3 separate regions of the Homo sapiens genome follow, and regions 2 and 3 are each linked to region 1. A link is an interaction called in ENCODE POLR2A ChIA-PET data of the cell type or tissue named here. Cell type or tissue: MCF 10A. All regions are shown on one strand.

What was found. ChIA-PET counts read pairs that join two places held together with the same protein. Peaks named below come from ENCODE experiments on the same cell type or tissue, not always from the same donor. Only the 100,000 strongest peaks of a DNase experiment are listed, where the experiment ranks them.
Region 2: POLR2A ChIA-PET joins it to region 1 with 44 read pairs; 15 of 35 experiments call an interaction of 5 or more read pairs at or near these places.
Region 3: POLR2A ChIA-PET joins it to region 1 with 72 read pairs; 26 of 35 experiments call an interaction of 5 or more read pairs at or near these places.

The regions. Positions count from the first base shown.
Region 1 is chr6:30,884,838-30,887,337 of GRCh38, forward strand. All of the region lies in intron 1 of DDR1 (discoidin domain receptor tyrosine kinase 1), which reads left to right. Among named protein-coding and RNA genes, the nearest start is that of DDR1, 1.6 kb to the left of the region's middle. RefSeq lists enhancers at 60-567, 1,583-2,089. In MCF 10A, no CTCF peak of the experiment used is centred here; DNase peaks (open chromatin) are centred at 154, 464, 914 and 1,384.
Region 2 is chr6:30,751,134-30,753,633 of GRCh38, forward strand. It overlaps the pseudogene RN7SL353P. Among named protein-coding and RNA genes, the nearest start is that of IER3, 7.8 kb to the left of the region's middle. In MCF 10A, no CTCF peak of the experiment used is centred here; a DNase peak (open chromatin) is centred at 1,438.
Region 3 is chr6:30,819,081-30,821,580 of GRCh38, forward strand. The region is part of intron 1 of LINC00243 (long intergenic non-protein coding RNA 243); the gene reads right to left. Among named protein-coding and RNA genes, the nearest start is that of LINC00243, 10 kb to the right of the region's middle. In MCF 10A, no CTCF peak of the experiment used is centred here; DNase peaks (open chromatin) are centred at 421 and 1,331.

The sequences.
Region 1 (2,500 bases):
TCTTCTAAGCCTCCCTGCCCGCCTCCCCGATGCTCTGGCATACCGTCTGAAAACCGGGGGCGGGGACTGGGTGGAGGTGAAGCCCGTGACCTCCCAGAAAGAGTTTTGAGCCTCCAGCCTTGAGGCAAGTCCCCTCTCACTCAGTGCGGAGGAACTGAGCCCCGGGAGGAGGTGCTCCTGTGCAGCCCCACTGAGTCAGCTCATCTATCGCCTGCCCTCCACCTGGCCAGTCCCTGCGGGCATCTAACTGCTAAGCCTCCGCTCAGCCAACACCCAGTTGGTCAGTCTGGTCACAGTCCAGCAAAAAGAGGGACTGCCACTCTAACCCACCAGTGACACCACTCTTCCCGGCTGGATGGTCAATTAGCTCTGGCATGAGAGAATGTCACTGCCGGTGAGCGCCAGCTTCAGGGTCCCACCCCCCCATGCCTGGCTCTTGGCTGAACATTTCTTCCCAGCGCTTCCAGCAGCCAGAGGCAGGCGCCCAAGCTCGCTGGCTGTTGCTGAGGGCCTGTAGGTGTGTCCAGGACTGAGTGGTGTGGTGGAGACAGGTGAAAGGGGAGTGAGTGGAAAGGCAGGGAAAGGCTGTTGTCCTTATTGCCACTCTTCCCACCCAGCGCCCACCTGTTCCCTGCCCCCTCGACGTCCCTCTGGCTTGGTCACCCATGTGTGTTAGAGGCTGGGCCCCAGTTCTCTGGGGATCCTGTGCCCAAGGGCCCGGGTGTGTGTGTCTCATGCTGTCTTTTGGTCACAGGAGCATGTGGTGTCTGTCATTTCATGTTCACAGGTGTCTGAAGGTGGCTATTCACTGAGCGATGGGGTTGGACTTGAAGGAATGCCAAGGTGTGGACGGGTTGATGTATGCATGAGCTTCTGTGTTTGCTCTGTCTCAGAAACTCTGTGAGGGTTGTCAGGGACACTGAGAGGTGGGTGTGTGCATGCCACATTTAGCCTCGCTGTTTACAGCCAGTTCAGTAAGTTTGTGTGTTTCACCGTGTGTGTGTGTACAGAGCTGTGTGGGTGTTGTCTGAGTGGGACTTGGGGGTTGGGAGAGGAGCGTGAAGGGCTTGAGGCAGGGTGGCCTGGCCCCTGGTTTGTCTTTGGTTGTAATGGAGTGGAAGGGGGTGGGATTGGGGAAGGTCTTCTGGGCTTGTCCTCTCTTGCCCTCTGGGTCTCTGACTGTGGACTGAAGACCCAGTGGAGAGAGATGAGGTGACTGGGGGTGTTGGAGAACAGACAGCCCAGACGTCTCTGTGCTTCTCCGTGTTCCTCTGCTTGGCTCTGTGCCCCGTGTTTCTGAGCCTGCTCTATTTACCTCTTGCATTGTGGCTCTCGCTCTGTCTCCGCCTGCCTCGTATCCTCTGCCTGCCTTTGTATCTCTGCCCCGGGCTCCTCTCGGCTCTGTGTGGCTCTGATGACTCATCTGGGATAGGCATGAAGGTTACTTAGGGGAACAAGAGCCCCGCTGTTCCCGAGAGAGGTGGGGTTGGAGAGCGGCACCCAGGAATTCCAAGCCAGTCTCCTGGGACTCTGGCAGCCTGCTCCCCGGCGCTGGACCCTAAGGGACCAGGCGTGATGCCTTCTGGTTCTAGCCTCTGAGTGCCCCCCACAACTCAGTCGTCCCCCTCAGCTGCTGCTTCAGAGCTCTGGGGTCTCAGCTGCCTCTTACATTCCTGCCCTAGTGCATTGTGGGAGCAGCTGGAGGAGGACAAAGGGATGGGGGAGTATCCCCCACTCCTCCTACCTCCTGGGGTGACCTGCCTTCCTTGTCTTTAGACCCGCCCTCGTCTCCAAGGCAACTCAGCCTTTCCTCAGTCCCTCAGAGGCAGCCACCTTCTGGAAGTGGGAACTGGGGGGACTGGATGTCTGGGTCTCAGGAAGGCAGAGCAGGGATAACTGGGCCCAAGATGCCCTGAACCTGATAAGAGGTGGCAGTCGAGTCCCTCAGGACTCCAGGGCCTGGAGACTTCAGTACAGGGCTCTGAGACCAGTACAGGTTAGGATAGCTTTTCCTGCAGCAGGGGAGGGGAGAGTAGTTACTTGGGTTTGTAAGGAGATGCCATTTAGAATAGTTTTATGTGGGGTAAGCTTCCTGGGCCTGAGGAACAGAGTAGGGATTTTCAAACTTTAATGGGCACAGGTCACCTGGGAATTGTGTTAAAAGGCAGATTTTGATTGAGCAGGTCAAGGGTGAGCCTGAGATTCTGATTTCTTCCATGCTTCCAGGTATTGCTGATGGTCCAGGGACCACCCTGGGCCTAGAGGGCTATAGGGGACAGTAAGACTAGAAGGTGCTGGGGTCCCCTCTGCCCTTCTCTTAGAATTCTGGACTCCTATGTGGGAGGGCAGCAGGGTGAGCTGGTCCAGGCTTATCTGATGTTTAATTCTATCATATCCTCAACAAGGAATTGCCCAACCTTTCCTGGGACATATTTATTTTTTAAAAGTCAAAATGATTTTCATATTCTTTTACATATCTTATGATTTTACATAAATGCAT
Region 2 (2,500 bases), 130 kb before region 1:
AGATTGCACCACTGCACTCCAGCCTGGGCGACGAGAGTGAAACTCCGTCTTAAAAAAAAAGAAAGTCTTACTCTGTCGTCCAGGCTGGAGTGCAGTGGCACAATCTCGGCTCACTGCAACCTCTGCCTCCCGGGTTCAGGCGATTCTCCTGCTTCAGCCTCCCGAGTAGCGCATGCCACCATGCCCGGCTAATTTTTGTATTTTTGGTAGAGATAAGGTTTCACCATGTTGGCCAGGCTGGTCTGGAAAACTCCTGACCTCACGTGATCCGCCCCCTCGGCCTCCCAAAGTGCTGGGATTACGGGCGTGAGCCACCACACCCAGCAAAAAAAAAAATTTGTTTTTACTCACCACTATACTGACAAGGAACAGGTGATTTTAAACATCCCCTCCCACCTACATTTTAGCTGGAACAATTCTCCAGAGGCATGGGGGTAGAGTGGGGTGGTGAGTTCTAGGCAGCAAGTTAACAAATGACCCCTAAAGATATTCATCTAGGCTCTAGGAGGCCCAAAATCAGGCCCTGGCAGTTCCCCTGACGCAAAACCATGGCAAGAGTTCCGGGAGCACCAAGGCAAGGTCACAAAAGTGGCACGATGACCCTACCCTGGGATGCAGCTCAGCCTGACCCAGCCCAACTCAACCCAGCTACCCTGGAGGCTGCTATGAGCTGAGCCGGGAGCTGGGAAAGGGCCCAGCATTCCTGTCCTTCTGCCAAAGCCGGCTTCTTAGGACCCCAGTGTTGTGGCTCCTCCTTTGGTCTTGGTTTCTTTCCCACCAGATTATAACTCCACCAGAGTAGGACTTTATCTATCTTGTGTACTGCTCTATTTTCAGTGCCTAGAACTGTGCCTGTCAATCAATACAGGCTGCTGAAAAGGCTAGAAATACAGGATCGTTGATGTCATTACTGTTACAGTGCTGTTCCCGTGGGAAGCAGCCTGCATCTCTCTGTAGACAGCTCCAATGTCAGCCATTGGAGAATTTGATGGAGATTGAAGTCAAAACATAATCATAGGGGAAAAATGCACAACAAATAAAATATTTCCCCTTTTGTCCAGACTTTTCAGACACCCCGTATTTACTGGATGAGTTGATCTACAAAGTGAAAGGCATAAATTAAAGGCTCTCTAATGTTTCTCCTCCTCTGAAACCCCATGATTCAGCAGCGTCTCCCATGTGTGCTCAAAAGTTGGACGTGCCTCCAGCCTACCCTCCAAAGCAGTTGCCATAGGCTCTTTTCTTCCAAGGTTGGGAGGGACAGTTCATTCCCCAAGAGGCCTCTCCAGGGGCGGAGGCGGGTGCTGGGGCTGGCCTGTCTGCAGCTCCCTGGCCCTACCCAGTGGGGATCGCGTGTCAGTACTGGGGTTTGGTGGGCTGCCAAGGGGTGAGCCCTGAGGCGGTTTTCTGGGAAGGATAGATGCCATGTGTGACTCAGAACCAAGTTAGGGAAAAAACAAGCTCACTCAATCTCTAGCACCCTCTGCCTGGCCTGGCTTTGCCCATGAGCTCATAAAAGAGGAAGCTGGGCCGGCCAGACAGTAGCTCTGCTTTCCCTCATGTTTTCTCTCCACGTCTCACGGATTCCCTAGAGTGTCTGGGCCTCAGGCCACCGTCATCCTAGCTCCTGGGCCCTGGCTCTTTTATGACACTTTCCCTTCCCAGACACTTGGTCATTTCTTTCCCCAGGTTGGGAATCCCACCTACCATAGAAGGGGAATTGCACACAAGGGGAGGTTGCAAATCTCTGTGTTCCTTGGCCCTGCTGAGGCCTCCACTGTCAGCCATGACCATTTGGGTTTGTGCGTGTGACTGCTGTGTCTCTGACACAGACCAAGTGGTGCTGACCCTGGGAGCCTGAATTAATAGATTTCTTGAGAGCTGAGATTCTCTGGTTCAGGAAAGAAAAAGGGGGTACCAAATGACTGGGCAGCCGAGCCACCCTCAGGGCTGCAATATTCCAGTTGGGACCAACTTACCTAGTACTTTTGGCATTCAGAACAGTTCACTACCAAAAAGGCACATTTTATTTTAGTGAAAATGGGACAATCATGGGCCATAAAGAACCTTCCTAACTATTGTTCCTCCGGTTCACCTCCTATACCCCCCAGGGCTTTCTTGTTCAAAGACAGACTTGACCATGTCCATGCCTGCTTCAGTAAGTTCAGTGGCTCCAAACTCTCTGAGTTCCCAACCCAAATCCAGGCACCTTGCAGGCTTTCTCTTTCAACACCCCCATTGCTTCTTGATGTTGTGCATCTCTAATTTTGTCCTTTTTCTCACACATGCCAAACTCTTACCCATTGGACCCTATAACCGTTCTATTTCTTTTCCTTTTTCCTCCCTATTCTCCTGGGAAAAAACCACTCCTGAACCTGCCATCCAGAATTAGTTCATCTACATTGTATACAAATCTCTCAAAGCATCACACACACGATATTATAGTCATTTGTCTATCTTTTTGATTGCCAGGAGAGGCACGTGCCATTGAGATGCAGCC
Region 3 (2,500 bases), 66 kb before region 1:
TGGAGTCTCGCTCTGTCGCTAGGCCGGAGTGCAGTGGCGCAATCTTGGCTCACTGCAACCTCCGTCTCCCGGGTTCAAGCGATTCTCCTGCCTCAGCCTCCCGAGTAGCTGGGACTACAGACATGCGCCACCACGCCCGGCTAAATTTTTGTGTTTTAATAGAGACGGGGTTTCACCCTGTTGGCCAGGCTGGTCTCAATCTCCTGACCTCGTGATCCGCCCGCCTCGGCCTCCCAAAGTACTGGGATTACAGGCGTGAGCCACCGTGCCCAGCCCAGATAACTCTTTTCTTCAGATTTTCTTTACAGATTCTTCAAGCTGTAAAATAAATGAATACCATCTCTCATCACCTATACCTAGGAAGTGCTGAGTAACTCTTTCCTGTGGACCCACTGAGTCAGAGGTTCACATCTGGTTGGGCAAGTAGTGGGTGTGATCAGTGATGAATATTCTTTGGTTTCAGCACCAGCATCAGCTATTTATATGTCAGTGATGCAAATCTCCATATGCAGAGTCCTTGATACTGTTCGGAGTGCTTCCATACCCATGCCCAAACTGGACCCAGCGGGGGTGGCTGCCGAGAAAAGAAACTTGACAGAGCAGGTTCAAAGGGTCCCTGGTTTCTTGCACTGGAAGAATTAGGGTGGGAACACAGTGGGAGAAGAGAGGTGGAATGTCACAGTTCTGACAGCCCTTAGCATGGAGATAGCCAGCAGCCAATTAGATATGGGAATCGGAAGCCTAGCAGAGAGGATAGCTGGAGAGTACATTTCAAAGTCACTGCCATATAAACAGGAATTAAAACCCTGATAGTGGGTGGGATCGCCTGGGAGAGTACGGAGGAAGAGGAGGATGGATTCAGAATGGAGTCCCAGTGCTTGGGTAGTGCATGGAGGACAGGACCCCTGAACAGGCCGGCAAAGTGTGGGTAGAGAGGTCAAGGAGAGAGAGGAGAAGTTACTGTAGAAATCGATAACTTCAACAAATGAGAGAGAGGTCAGCTGTAAGGTAAGAACCAAGAAGGGCCCACTGGATTTGGCGTGGAGCAAAGGGATGGAGTGAGTGGAGTAAAAGCGAAGATGGAAGGTGGATTTCAGTGGTGCCAGAGGGGAATGGTAGTAAGGAGAGCGTAGTGGACATGGAGATGTGCTGCTCAGATCTCCCCCAAGGAAGGACTTGTTGCCCAGCTATGGGAGAGCAGTCAGCAGACAGCCTCCAGCCATCAGCTCCTTCAGGGTCCCCTGGCTGCAAAGAGCTGCCTGGTCCCTCTTCCTGGTCACACCCTTTCTCCTGGCAGCTCCATGTGGTGACTAAGCAGGGCTGGATATAAATGTCTGGCTCTTTCAGTTCAACTTGCTTTGCTTTGATAGACAATACTGCCCCAAGCTCTCTGCAGAGTTATGAGAGGTGTGGTTGGGCCTGCAGCTCAGTTTAACTTCTCCCTCTGCCCACTCCTGCTTCCTTGCCCTTATTCACAGGTGTTAATACCTAATTAACATCTTGCATCCCAACTTTATCTCAGTATCTGTTTCCAGAGAACATGGTCTCCAACAGAATCATGGGAACAAGTCTTCTGAAGAGTTTGAGAGCAGGAGTCGAGGGACGGGAAGGAGGTGTTAAAAAATTAGTAGGGAATGGTGACACGCCTATAGTCCTAGCTATTGGGAGGCTAAGGTGAAAGGATCACTTGAGCTTAGGGGTGACTATACTCAGCTCTTCTCGGGGCTCACGAAACACTTTACAAAACATCTTTCTGTATCTCATTTGAGGGTTTTTGCCTACAGTCATTGCCAAGGCCACTTATCTGTAGTTTTCTTTTCTTTTTTATTTTTGAGACAGAGTCTCGCTTTGTCACCCAGGCTGGAGTACAGTGGCCTGATCTTGGCTCACTGCAAGCCTTGACTTCCTGGGCTCAAGTGATCCTCCTGCCTCAGTCCCCCAAGTAGCTGGGACTACAGGTGTGCACCACCACACCTGGCTAATTTTTTTTTTTTTCTTGAGATGGAGTTTTTGCTCTTGTTGCCCAGGCTGGAGTGTGATGGCACGATCTCGGCTCACTGCAGACTCCACCATCCAGGTTCAAGCAATTCTCCTGCCTCAGCCTCCCGAGTAGCTGGGATTACAGGCATGCGCCACCACACCTGGCTAATTTTGTATTTTTAGTAGAGACAGGGTTTCTCCATGTTGGTCAGGCTGGTCTCGAACTGCTGACCTCAGGTGATATGCCTGCCGCGGCCTCCCAAAGTGTTGGGATTACAGGCGTGAGCCACCGTGCCCAGCTAATTTTTGTATTTTTTGTAGAGATGGGGTTTTGCCCAGGCTCATCTCAAACTCCTGAACTCAAGTAATCCACCTGCCTCAGCCTCCCAAAGTGCTAGGATTACAGGCGTGAGCCCCCACACCTGGCCTGATCTGTGCTTTTCAACATTCATCTTTTTTTCCATCTTTGGGAATCAGAGCCACACAATCTCCAACTTCTAATACCTTTCTGCCTCTTTGT